Linked DNA regions of Homo sapiens: all the other regions are linked to region 2. A link is a contact called in ENCODE Hi-C or POLR2A ChIA-PET data. All regions are on one chromosome and are shown on one strand. Each heading gives the region's core, a stretch centred on a gene start or an enhancer-like site at or near the end of the contact. The rest is flanking DNA. Distances are from core to core; before and after follow the strand shown. Region 1 overlaps FRMD4A (FERM domain containing 4A). Region 2 overlaps FRMD4A (FERM domain containing 4A). Region 3 overlaps FRMD4A (FERM domain containing 4A). Region 4 overlaps FRMD4A (FERM domain containing 4A).

Region 1 (2,970 bases), core at 29-2,528, 96 kb before region 2:
GAAAACTGCCTAAGGCCACACAGCAAGTAAGTGAAGGAACCAGAAATAGAAGTCAAGGGCACCTGGTCCATTACTCTAACCTCTAACTATGTTGCTTTCCCCAGGAGTCCACCAATTAGTGGGAACAGCTCTTACTGACTAATGGATGGTTAACTTTACAAGTGGAATGATTTTTACAAATGAGCTACAATATGACTGTAAGTAGAAAGTAAAAAAGCAAATCTTTTTCATCCTGCACCATGGCCTGGCTTTCCTTTTATACGGTAAATGATAACAAGTATTCTTTCCTTCTATCCTTGGAGTCCTGGCTTCCTCTAGTTTTCTATACAGCAATGCTTCAATACTCAGTAGCTTTCAATACTCAATGCTTTCCATACTCCAAAGACTAAAACACAACGACAACTGTGATGAAGGACAGCCTGGGCCAGGCATGGTAGCTCACGCTTGTAATCCCAACACTTTGGGAGGCCAAGGTTGGGGGATCACTTGAGGTCAGGAGCTCGAGACCAGCCTTGTCAACATGGTGAAATCCTATCTCTACTAAAAATTAGCCAGGTGTAGTGGCACGCGCCTGTAATCCTAACTACTCCGGAGGCTGAGGCAGGAGAATCGCTTGTACCCAGGAGACGGAGGTTGCAGTGAGCCGAGATCTTACCACTGCACTCCAGCCTGGGCAACACAGTGAGACTCCATTTCAAAAAAAAAAAAAGAGCAACAACAAAAAAAACAGCCTGGATGATCTGGACTTGCGTGAAACAAAACTTAGAGGAAACCACCAAGTAGTGGCTTCCTTGAGACTATGTCTGTCCCTGTTGTTGGGACTGGCTGATACTGGATGTGGATTCTTAGTTTCTGACCTAGACTTGCCGTGACTCCCAATGCGATCACAGGTCCTCCACTTCCCTGTTCTGGGCCTCAGTATCTTCATGTATGAAAACAGGAGGTGGGAAACACTTATCCACGGAGTGCAAACAAAAGTGGGTAATAAATACTGCCTTTGAGACCTGAATGCAACAGGGTCCACTCTAAGTACTTAATGAGCAGGGACCAGTTACTGGTTTCTATTAGATGGCCTGCTGGATTCCCACATCCTGTATTTAGCTGAAGGCTGGGGCAGAGGAAGGGGCTTTGGCTCCACTGGACTTCCTCCCCAGCCAGCATTTATGGAGAGCTGGGACTGCATGTGGAGTGGTGGGCAAGCTCCCAGGACGATGTGGAAATAGACGCTTGAGAGGAAGCTCAGTCTAGTGGCTCTGATGCTTGACTAGGACTTTGGAGAACCTCGTCTTCCCCCGCTGCCCCTGAGGCTGAGTCACCAAGCTTCTTAATGATCTCCCTATGAGTAACTTCCTGTTTCATCCAGGGGGGCTATTACACAGAATCACAGCAGCCATCTGGTCCACCTCCTCCTTGCACAGATAAAGTAACCCCAGTAGAGAGAGGTTAAGGGATTGGCAGAGGTTAAATAAGTAATTGATGATGGGACCCACATCTTGTGACTTCTGGTCCTGGGCTCTTTCTAACACACCATGAAGCTCTGACAATGAACGAGAACAAAGTTGTTTCAAGCTTCTTGTTCTGAGTCTCTATATAAGAAGAATTAGACTCATGGACAGGAATAATCTCCAAGCTCAGAAGAAAACATACAAACTGAAAAACTCACTTCCTTATTTCATTTCTGCCCTTTTTACTTTCTAGAGCAGACTGGCACTTGCAAATCTTTAGACGGATTTACATTTTCAGCAAATACAAATGAGTTGTTTCACATCTAGAGGGCTGCAGGGCAAAAGAAAGGAGTCACTGAACCCGAATCAGATGGAATTTAAAATGTGAGAGCACCCAGAAAGCTCCAAACCTGTGCTCTCAGAGGACTGGATCCCATGTGCCCTGGTAAGGTTTTGCTATTGGAGCACAGCCGGTTCTAAGGGGCAACAGAAGTAGGTATATATACACATATATATAATATATATACATATATGTAATATATATACACATATATATAATATATATACATATATGTAATATATATACACATATATATAATATATATACATATATGTAATATATATACATATATAATATATACATATATGTAATATATATACATATATAATATATACATATATGTAATACACACACATATATAATATATACATATATGTAATATACATATATAATATACATATATAATATACATATATAAAATATACATATATATATATATATATATATATATATATATAAAATATACTTTTTTTTTGAGACACAGTCTCACTCTATCCTCCAGGCTGGAGTGCAGTGGCACGTTCTCAGCTCACTGCAACCTCTGCTGCCTCCCGGGTTCAAGTGATTCTCTTGTCTCAGCCTCCCAAGTAGCTGGGATTACAGGCTCCCACCAACATGCCCAGTTAATTTTTGTATTTTTAGTAGAGACGGGGTTTCATCATGTTGGCCAGGCTGGTCTCGAACTCCTGACCTCAGGTGATCCACTCGCCTTGGCTTCCTAAAGTGCTAGGATTATAGGTGTGAGCCAACATCCTGGCCCAGGTATATGTTTTTAGTGGGTTGAAATCATATGTCAGAGGTTTTTTTTTTTCTATCAGTTTTTTAGGCATTCAATATATTTTACTTTTTACAAAAAAAGAAGACAGAGGCAAGGCCCTTGGGTTTCAGGCAGCATTGAATTCCCATTCCCTTTCCAACCATTCATGTAGTAGTCTTCTACTTTGTACTGGACTGTTCTCATAGGCAAGAGGAAACACATGGTGCCTAATACATGTTTATATTTGTAGCGAGCTTACAATCTACTTGGGAAGACAAGACATACATAAAGTAGCTGTATTCATGCTACAGGAACCCATGATTCCTATAGCCAGAGATGGAAACCATCTCTGGTTTCTGTACCAGGCTTTACAAACTCTATAGAAGTGCCGCACTGCAGGCTGGGCATGGTGGCTCATGCCTGTAATC
Region 2 (2,747 bases), core at 232-2,731:
GCATAAGTTCTTACACTGTGACTTAGATGCTTTATTAATGAATACAACTTATGGAGTGAGAGAAGCTTAGAGAAATTTCCAATTTCCTGTCTACATTCTGCTTTATATATATTTTCTCCAGTTTCATCTAGATCCCACAAAATGTCAACAGCAGTTAATTCTGAAAGAGTCTCTGACAATATATGACCTAGAGTCACACGTTCTATTATTTAGAAATTCTTTTTTTTTTTTTTTGGAGACAGTGTTTTACTCTGTTGCTCAGGGTGGAGTGCAGTGGCACACTCTCGGCTCACTGCAAACTCTGCCTCCCGGGTTCAAGCGATTCTTCTGCCTCAGCCTCCCAAACAGCTAGGATTATGGGCACATGCCACCATGCCTGACTGATTTTTGTATTTTTAGTAGAGACGGGGTTTCACCATGTTGGCCAGGCTGGTCTCGAACTCCTGACCTCAAGTGATCTGTCCACCTCAGCCTCCCAAAGTGCTGGGATTACAGGTGTGAGCCACCATGCTCAGCCTACTATTAGAAATTCTACTCTCAGGAACAATCATGCTGCTGGTAAGAGTATCTTGCACTTGTACGGCACTTCACAGTTTATAAGTGCTTTCCACGTGATAGCCTTGTTTTATTTGCATTAGGAAATAGACAAATACATGTGATACACCACAGGCTGTCATAAAGAATGGAACTACGATTGCATTTTACTGTAAAACACACAGTGTAGCACCTGTATAAAGCACAGACACACACATGCTCACAATACACATGCAGAATTAGAAAACACGGTTATAAAACAATTTTGCTGTAGTGTCCCGTGATACAGAGCAAGGCCAGGGGATGTAGTACTGTAAGGCTAGCGCTTACTACCTAGGAATCACCAAGCCAGAGCAGGTGAACACCCAAGGGCACTATTTTGCAGGGGCAGCTTTTGTTCTTCTTTCCTACCAGGAAAAGGAGAAAAGTTCAGATGAACAAAGAGGCACTCCCAATGTCTGTTGGCCCTGGCATTGTACCGCCAGGACTGACAGCCCTTGAGTCACGGCCTCACCACTGCCCAGCCTTGCAGGAGCCAGCTCTTCACCTCCTCTGGGCTCCTGACACCTGCCCTTTCCCCTGGTGCACCAGGCACATCTGCTAGTTCTTTTTCAGAAATCTTTTGCCAGCTCCAGTGGTTTTCTAGTGACCTCCAGCTGGCTGGCCGCCACTCCTTCTGTGGCTGGAGAGACCCTCCCACCTAGACTCTGGGGCAGGTGATGGAAATGGCTGCACTTTCTCTGGATCATGCCAGAAGGATGGCTCACTCCTCTTCATCACTGCCCCCCACAGAGCCTCCACATAGCCAGCTCCACTACTAGAGGGGGCAAGACACTTTTATCCAGCCTGGCTTCTACGCACGCACACACGCACGCACACACGCATGCACGCACATGCTTTCCTGGTCAGCACAGAGAGCCAGGAGAACTCAGACATGGAGTGTACCAGCTTAGCTGGATGGGGAAGCTGAACTTGGGTGTGTGCACCCCCTGCTGTGACGTGTGGTTTTGGTGCTCTCAACCCTCCTGGGAGAAGAGTGACTTTCTACCTAGGTCCGATTCCTGCCAGTCAGTGCTGTTAGGGCAGTGATCTGAAATGTTCTGCAGACTCACATCATCTTCCCCTTCAGCCCAGGATCACACGTTCGTTTTTCAATTCTTGTTTATTCAAAAGGGAAGCCTAATCAGGCCTCCTCTAGAGTTCACGGGATCTTTTAGTAAACTTACGTGGGAAATGTGAACAATGGGGCTATGATTAATTGAAACTTAGGGTTTCCTTCTGATTAGTGAAAATAGTCTCAACAGCAATTTAAGTGGTTTACAGTGATTCTCAGGAGAAAGGGGAGAGAATAATCTACATTTGTAAAAGTAATTGTTCTACATGTGCATTTGTTTAAAAGCTTTTAAAAAAATTGCAGTGCTGGGTCCTTCCCCGCACAGCCCTGAACCTTTCCCAGCTGGGCTTACTTGGCCCTGCCTGCAATTCCTCCTGCCCACCGACGGCCACTCCCACCTGCATTCCAGTTCCCTGCAGGCTCCAGGACGAGGGGCCCACCTTGCTCCTCCCAGCTTTCTTGAGGAAGATGTGGCTTTGCTCCTGCTGCCTGCTCTCTGAACACACCACAGCCTGAAATGTCCCTGATTTACAGGGTGACCAGATGGTCCGGTTTGCCCAAGACAGTCCCAACGACACCCCCTTTTGTTCAGTGTCTCAATTTGGATAATAAGTCATAAGACCACCCCTTCCACTTGCATCTCACCAAGGCCAAGTGTAGCCATGTGCAGGGACACCTGGTTGCCTCTCTCACTGGCCCATGTGGATGCCCACCTGTTCTTGCTTCAGTGGCACCACCTGATTCCCAGGGCCTCGGCTCCCCTGTACTGTCTTGCCTGGCCACTAACCTAACACTGATCTATTAGTAGTTTAGGAAATCATCTCTGTATTTCTGAAGATCTGGAAGACAGAGAGAGAGAGAGAGAGTCTGTGTGTGTGTTTGTGACTGTACGTGTGTGCACAGAGGAAAGAGAATTATGAACTATTTTCTTAGAATAGCTCATTTTTATCTAGAAATCTATACAGGTATTCAGTATACTCTTTTGATAACAGTACCTTAAAAAGAAAATGGAAATTTTAGTAAAGATTTTCCTTACTTGTATTACACAACACCACTTTATAGAGCCAAACTGAAAAGACCCTTGAAAGCAAATATTCTT
Region 3 (2,981 bases), core at 80-2,579, 120 kb after region 2:
ATATATGTTTCCTTGAAGATGATGTTTAAGGCCAAATCCCTTTCATCTAAGGAGAATCTACAGTGTATATGTAAATAAACAGCTTTCTTCTTCAGGTGTCAACAAAACCCATGACCGTTATGATGTCAAGGAACTAAAGCACCCGACCTCCATACAAGTGTTCCTGAGTGCGACATTTTCTCCTTCCAAACTACTAGTACCACAACTTTAGACTTAGGCTCTGTGGGCAGGTCCCTTATCTGATGAAAGAGGAAACAATGCTTCTGCTCACACATGTGTGCACATACGTACACACACATAAACCGGGTATGTTAGCACAGCATCATGTATATGCTATGATACATTTATTCTAATCGGCAAATGGCCCAAACCTATGTTTACCATAAGGTTTCATCACTTTTTTTAAAGAACAGCTATACCACATGTAATGCCTCACACCGAGTTCAAGGTCTGCTAAAAATCAGACTTTTTTTTAAAACCTGGACTATTGTAAAGGTAGGCCACGTTTATCTTATACATAAGCAGTTGATCTTTAAGATATTTCATCTTATTGGTGCTAGCTAGTCCTAACAGATTGCTAAAGAATTCACTGATGCAAAGAAGCATGGTTGAGTCTCTGTGATGTGCCAGCCCTGGGGAGGAATGGAGAGGTGAACATGGCACCACCCTGTTTTCAAGGTTGGCACAGTATTGAAGGGGAGATAGACAAAATAAACCTGCAAGTCACAAAGCAATGTAATGATAGAGGCAGCATGTGCCACATGTCAATGACAAACCATGTGAGAGGGATCAACCATCAGGTTGGGGTGGGCCGTGGCTAGGGGAGAGGCAGTGGAGGCTGCAATTCAGCTGCGCATCTAAAGTTAAGAAGAAGCTTTTTAAGATCTTGAAGCTGTTATTCCCCACTTTTATACTATGTGCCCATCTCATGGACATGCTGTCTCTGTTGCCCAATGAGGGAATGGCTAAAAATGACTCAGGCTGTGGAACATGGCCTCCTTCAGTCTATTGTCCATGCCATGGCCTGAGTAATCCTTTAAAATCGTAAGCCAGATCACATTACACTCCAGCTGAAGTTCCTCCAATGACTTCTCATCTAATTAAGAGTAAAAGCCAAAGTGCATGGGCCAGCCTAAAAAATCAACATTATTTGGAAATCTCCTTTCTACCCCATCTTATCTCCGCCTACTTTTCTTCTCGTTCCTTTTTTTTTTTCCCAGTCATCAGAAAAGCCATGCTCCCACCTCTAGGCCACCACACTTACCGTTCCCTCTGCCTGGGACTCTCTTCCCCCAGATAGCATCTCTTGCCATAAAGGAAGGACTTCTCTCAGGGAGAAGCAGTCCCTGACCACTCAGTCAAAACCACATTCTTTTCACATTACTCTCCATCCTCCTAGACTATTTTATTTTTCTTCATGATGTTACTTATCATCTGACACAGTACAGATTTTATATTTGTTCATTTCCTGTCTACCCTAAGTCCTCTTAAAATGGAACTTTCCTGAGCATGGGCACGGACATGTTTTATTCTCGGCGTTATCCCTGATGTTTAGAAGAGTACCTGTCATAGTGTGTTCAGCAGACATCTGTTGAAAGAATGACTTCCAGCACTTTGGGAGGCCGAAGCGGGCGGATCATGAGGTCAGGAGTTCGAGACCAGCCTGGCCAACATGGTGAAACCCCGTCTCTACTAAAAATACAAAAAATTAGCTAGGCGTGGTGGCGGGCGCCTGTAATCCCAGCTGCTCAGGAGGCTGAGGCAGGAGAATCACTTGAACCTGGGAGGCGGAGGTTGCAGTGAGCCGAGATTGCACCACTGCACTCCAGCTCTGGTGACAGTGCGAGACTCCGTGTAAAAAAAAAAAAAAAAAAAAGAATGACTTAAGAGAGAATGCAACTGGAGCATTTCTTCATTAATACAGGCTGCAATTGTGGTGGCACAATGGGCAAGATCTGCACTTACTTCTTTCAAGGAAGAGATATCACAGGGATGGTGGGGTTATCCCACTCCTGATCAGAATTTAGATTCACTGACTGCACCAATGGTGGGGCTTGATCTTGACCACTGGGCCAAAACAGATGGAGATATACATTAAACAAAGAATTCCCTCTAATCACCACTTCTATTATCAATCAAAAGTATTTGTATATTTACTTTTGTGTACAAAAATTTAACCTCCTGAATGTGATCGCTTTATCTTCTGTTCTTGGTCATTCAAACCACTTTCCCAGAAAAATTTAATTGCACAAAAGGCAGCATGCAAATGCTCTTTAATTTTAGTTTCTGTTCCTTCTTTAAAATCCATTTTCAGTGTAACAATATCGGGCCCAGTGAAAGTTTCTATTGTAGTGAAACGCTTTTTTTTTTTTTTTTTTTTTTTTTTTTTTTTTTTGAGATGGAGTCTCACTCCGTTGCCCAGGCTGGAGTGCGGTGGCGTGATCTCGGCTCACTGCAACTTCCGCCTCCCAGGTTCAAGCAATTCTCCTGCCTCAGCCTCCTCAGGAGCTGGGACTACAGGCACGCACCACCACGCCTGAATAATTTTTTGTAATTTTAGTAGAGACAGGGTTTCACCGTGTTAGCCAGGATGGTCTAGATCTCCTGACCTCGTGATCTGCCCACCTCGGCCTCCCAGAGTGCTGGGATTACAGGGGTGAGCCACTGCACCTGGCTCTTTTTTTTTTTTTTTTTTAGTATAAAATTTCCCTTTACCTCATGCAATTTCAAGTTATCAATCAGTACATTTATATGATTGATTGAATTTGGTGTGTGCTAAAAATTTGCTGCTCAAGGAAATCAACTTTTTATTTCTCCTATTAGGCGTCTGTTCATCGTGTGTGGTTCAAGGAGGAAATTCGTGGCTGCAGAGATTTGAAAACCACAGACGAGGGGAATATATTCAACCCAGTTTTGACCTGTTTCTGCTTCTGTATATTGTGCATTAACTAGAAGTGATGTGAAGAAATGGAACAGAAGAG
Region 4 (2,709 bases), core at 197-2,696, 95 kb after region 2:
AATAGCTGGGTGTGGTGGCACACACTTGTAATCCCAGCTACTTGGGAGGCTGAGGCAGGAGGACTGCTTGAACCCGGGAGGTGGAGATTGCAGTGAGCCAAGATCACGCCACTGCACTCCAGCCTGGATGACAGAGTGAGATGCAGTCTCAAAAAAAAAAAAAAAAAACAACAACAAACAACAGATTCTTGAGTGTTACCCCCACTCCCATTTCCAACCCAGGTCTCTGATTCTTAGCTTGGGTTAGGGTGTAATAATTTACATTTTTAACAGATTCCAAAGATATTGATCCTGCTGATTGGAGCTTACACTCAGCACAATTTTCCTACCTCTTGGCTTTTACTGTGCTCCGGGCACCCTGTTGTCTTTACGCTTGTGCTAGCCCCAGGGCCTTTGCACTTCCATCTGCTTGGAAGGCCCTCCTCCAGATACCAGTAGGAATCAAGCTCTTACCTTTTCAGGTCCCTGCTCAGATGTACCCTTATTAGTGAGATCTTTTCTAACCACCTTTCTTAAAAATAGCAACTCCTCCCACCTGCCCACCTCCTGCTCCCCCCGTTCCTAATCCCTTTCCTAGTTTGTCTCCATTCTTTCTTTTGCCTTCTAACAGACTGTACCATTTATTTACTTAGCTGTTTGTTTTATTACCTGTCCTTCCCACGAGAGCAGGGATTTACGTCCATTTGGCTTTTTGCTAAATCTCCTGAGCCTAGAACAGTCTTTGGAACATACTAAACATTCAATAGATATTTGTTGAGGCCGTGCATGGTGGCTTATGCCTGTAATTCCAGCACTTTGGAAGGTGAAGGCAGGAGGATCACTCTAGGCCAGGAGTTTGAGACCAGCCTGGGCAACATAGCAAGACTCCAACTCTACAAAAAATGTTTTTAAATAAAAATTAGCCAGGTGTAGTGATGCACGCCTGTAGTCCCAGCTACTCAGGAGGCTGAGGCATGAGGATCACTTGAGGCCAAGAGTTTGAGACCAGCCTGGGCAACATAGCAAGACCCCATCTCTAAAAAAATAAAAATAAAAAAAAAATAGCCAGGGCGTGGTGGTGACATGTGCCTGTGGTCCCAGCTACCCTAGAGGCAGAAGTGGGAAGATGGTGTGAACCCAGGTGTTGGAGGCTGCAGTGAGATAGGACCATGCCACTACACTCCAGCCTGGGTGACAGCGACAGCTTGTCTCTTAAAAAAAAAAATTGTCTGATGAGTGAATAAAATGAATGAATGGACATTCTTGGATGTAGAATTGCAGTCTTAAGAACTTAATTCTGATGGAAATGCTTCCTAACCGATTGCCTCCCTATCTAAAATGAAATATAATCGTGTCGCTCCACTTCTGAAATATCTAAATATCTCTCACACCCCGAGTGAAGCTGAAGCTCCCTGGCATTTGTTCATCACCAGGCACTGGTGGGGGCTGGGACATGACAGTGAACAGATGCGGAAGTGGCCTTTGTCCCCTTTTGCCTACAGTCCAGTTGAAAATAGGGCCTGCCTGCCTGTCTGGCCTCACCAACCACTATTTCCTGCTGGCGTTTCGCCTCCCAGCCAAGGAGAACGCTCCTACAGGCCCCTGTGCTTCTTGCCTTCTTGCTTTCGCACGGCCGTACATCTGCGCGGAAAACCCTCCCGTCCTCCCTGACACCTGGTTGACTCCCACTCACTCTTCCAGCTCCGCTCAGACGCCTCATTCCCCGGGAAGCCTTCCCCGAGGTTCCCCTCTCCCATGCCCTAAATAACCCATGCGCATCTCTATGCTCAGCACGTTTTCATCACCACCTTTGCATATGTCTTTATACTGCTCTCCGTCAAGAATTCTTCAAAGACAGGCATCACGGCAGTGCTTTGTGTTTTAATAATTTTCTTGTATTCCAGATCCTCAAAATGTGTTCACCTGTACACGGTGTATGGTATTTAATTTCACTTTATCACTTTCTTTTAGCCAAGCATTGTGATCAGAACCCAATAGATTTTTATAGTTAAATCCATCCTGCTAATAAAAAGCAGGGGAGTCAGTGATGGTAGAAAGCAGCGTTTGTAATCCCAGCACTTTGGAAAGCCAAGGCAGGAGGATCACCTGAGGTCAGGAGTTTGAGACCAGCCTGGCCAACGTGGCGAAACCCTGTCTCTACTAAAAAATACAAAAATTAGCCAGTGTGGTGGTGGATGCCTGCAATCCCAGCTACGCAGGAGGCTGAGGCAGGAGAATCGCTTGAACCCGGAAGGCAGAGGTTGCAGTGAGCGGAGATTGTGCCACTGCACTCCAGCCTGGGCGACAGAGTGAGACTCTATCTCAAAAAAAAAAAAAAAAAAGAAAAGAAAACAGCATTTGACCAGTGTTAATACGCAACTCCTTAAAACAGTTTTAAGGAAGGCAGCCTTCCTTAAAGTCTGGAACTGTGACCACTGTTTCTCATAAATGAACAAGGACCAGTCGCAACACTGGCCCCAACAATAAAGCCCACTTTTTTGGGGATACCTGCAATGCATTTTGAAGACTCCTGAAAGCTTTTGAGGGGGCCTAATAAAAGCTCTTAATAATAGAGCAGGTCTAGTTTCTATTAGATCTTGAAATAGACATGCTTCCATCTCTCCCTAGTCTCTCCTTTGTAAACTATGAATTGTTTTCATGTTGGCTCTTAGAGATCTAAGGTTCTTCCTTTGTTCATGTACTTTTAACTTCTTTGTGTGGTTTTGGGAA

What was found. Hi-C counts contacts between places; a loop is a spot of excess contacts on that map. ChIA-PET counts read pairs that join two places held with the same protein, here RNA polymerase II (POLR2A). Pooled maps may share reads with other maps.
Region 1: a loop to region 2 is called in a pooled map, with 2.1 times the contacts of the local background. The contact joins two enhancer-like sites. A Hi-C loop is called at or near these places in 1 of 50 pooled maps. POLR2A ChIA-PET finds 5 or more read pairs at or near these places in 2 of 52 experiments (CD4-positive, alpha-beta T cell and activated B cell).
Region 3: a pooled map shows a loop between it and region 2 (2.0-fold over the local background). The contact joins two enhancer-like sites. A Hi-C loop is called at or near these places in 1 of 168 maps with a recorded cell type or tissue (transverse colon), 1 of 37 single-sample maps with no recorded cell type and 2 of 50 pooled maps. POLR2A ChIA-PET finds 5 or more read pairs at or near these places in 3 of 52 experiments (Caco-2, H1 and endothelial cell of umbilical vein).
Region 4: a loop to region 2 is called in a pooled map, with 1.9 times the contacts of the local background. The contact joins two enhancer-like sites. A Hi-C loop is called at or near these places in 9 of 168 maps with a recorded cell type or tissue (Right ventricle myocardium inferior, Right ventricle myocardium superior, cardiac septum and 5 more) and 5 of 50 pooled maps. POLR2A ChIA-PET finds 5 or more read pairs at or near these places in 2 of 52 experiments (H1 and WTC11).

Annotation. Positions count from the first base shown.
Region 1 is chr10:13,711,818-13,714,787 of GRCh38, forward strand. The region is part of intron 12 of FRMD4A (FERM domain containing 4A); the gene reads right to left. It overlaps LOC105376426 (a long non-coding RNA gene), which reads left to right. Exons shown (of 4, transcript XR_001747371.2): 2 at 105-197. Among named protein-coding and RNA genes, the nearest start is that of PRPF18, 130 kb to the left of the region's middle. RefSeq lists enhancers at 1-753, 754-1,618. Within about 2 kb of position 1,279, at least 13 of the 41 ENCODE cell types and tissues checked have a DNase peak (open chromatin) inside an H3K27ac peak, as active enhancers do.
Region 2 is chr10:13,807,582-13,810,328 of GRCh38, forward strand. The region is part of intron 4 of FRMD4A (FERM domain containing 4A); the gene reads right to left. Among named protein-coding and RNA genes, the nearest start is that of FRMD4A-AS2, 180 kb to the right of the region's middle. Within about 2 kb of position 1,482, at least 2 of the 41 ENCODE cell types and tissues checked have a DNase peak (open chromatin) inside an H3K27ac peak, as active enhancers do; they include endothelial cell of umbilical vein, where a contact is called at or near this core.
Region 3 is chr10:13,923,207-13,926,187 of GRCh38, forward strand. All of the region lies in intron 2 of FRMD4A (FERM domain containing 4A), which reads right to left. Among named protein-coding and RNA genes, the nearest start is that of FRMD4A-AS2, 67 kb to the right of the region's middle. Within about 2 kb of position 1,330, at least 6 of the 41 ENCODE cell types and tissues checked have a DNase peak (open chromatin) inside an H3K27ac peak, as active enhancers do; they include endothelial cell of umbilical vein, where a contact is called at or near this core.
Region 4 is chr10:13,902,690-13,905,398 of GRCh38, forward strand. All of the region lies in intron 2 of FRMD4A (FERM domain containing 4A), which reads right to left. Among named protein-coding and RNA genes, the nearest start is that of FRMD4A-AS2, 88 kb to the right of the region's middle. RefSeq lists an enhancer at 1,574-2,090. Within about 2 kb of position 1,447, at least 2 of the 41 ENCODE cell types and tissues checked have a DNase peak (open chromatin) inside an H3K27ac peak, as active enhancers do.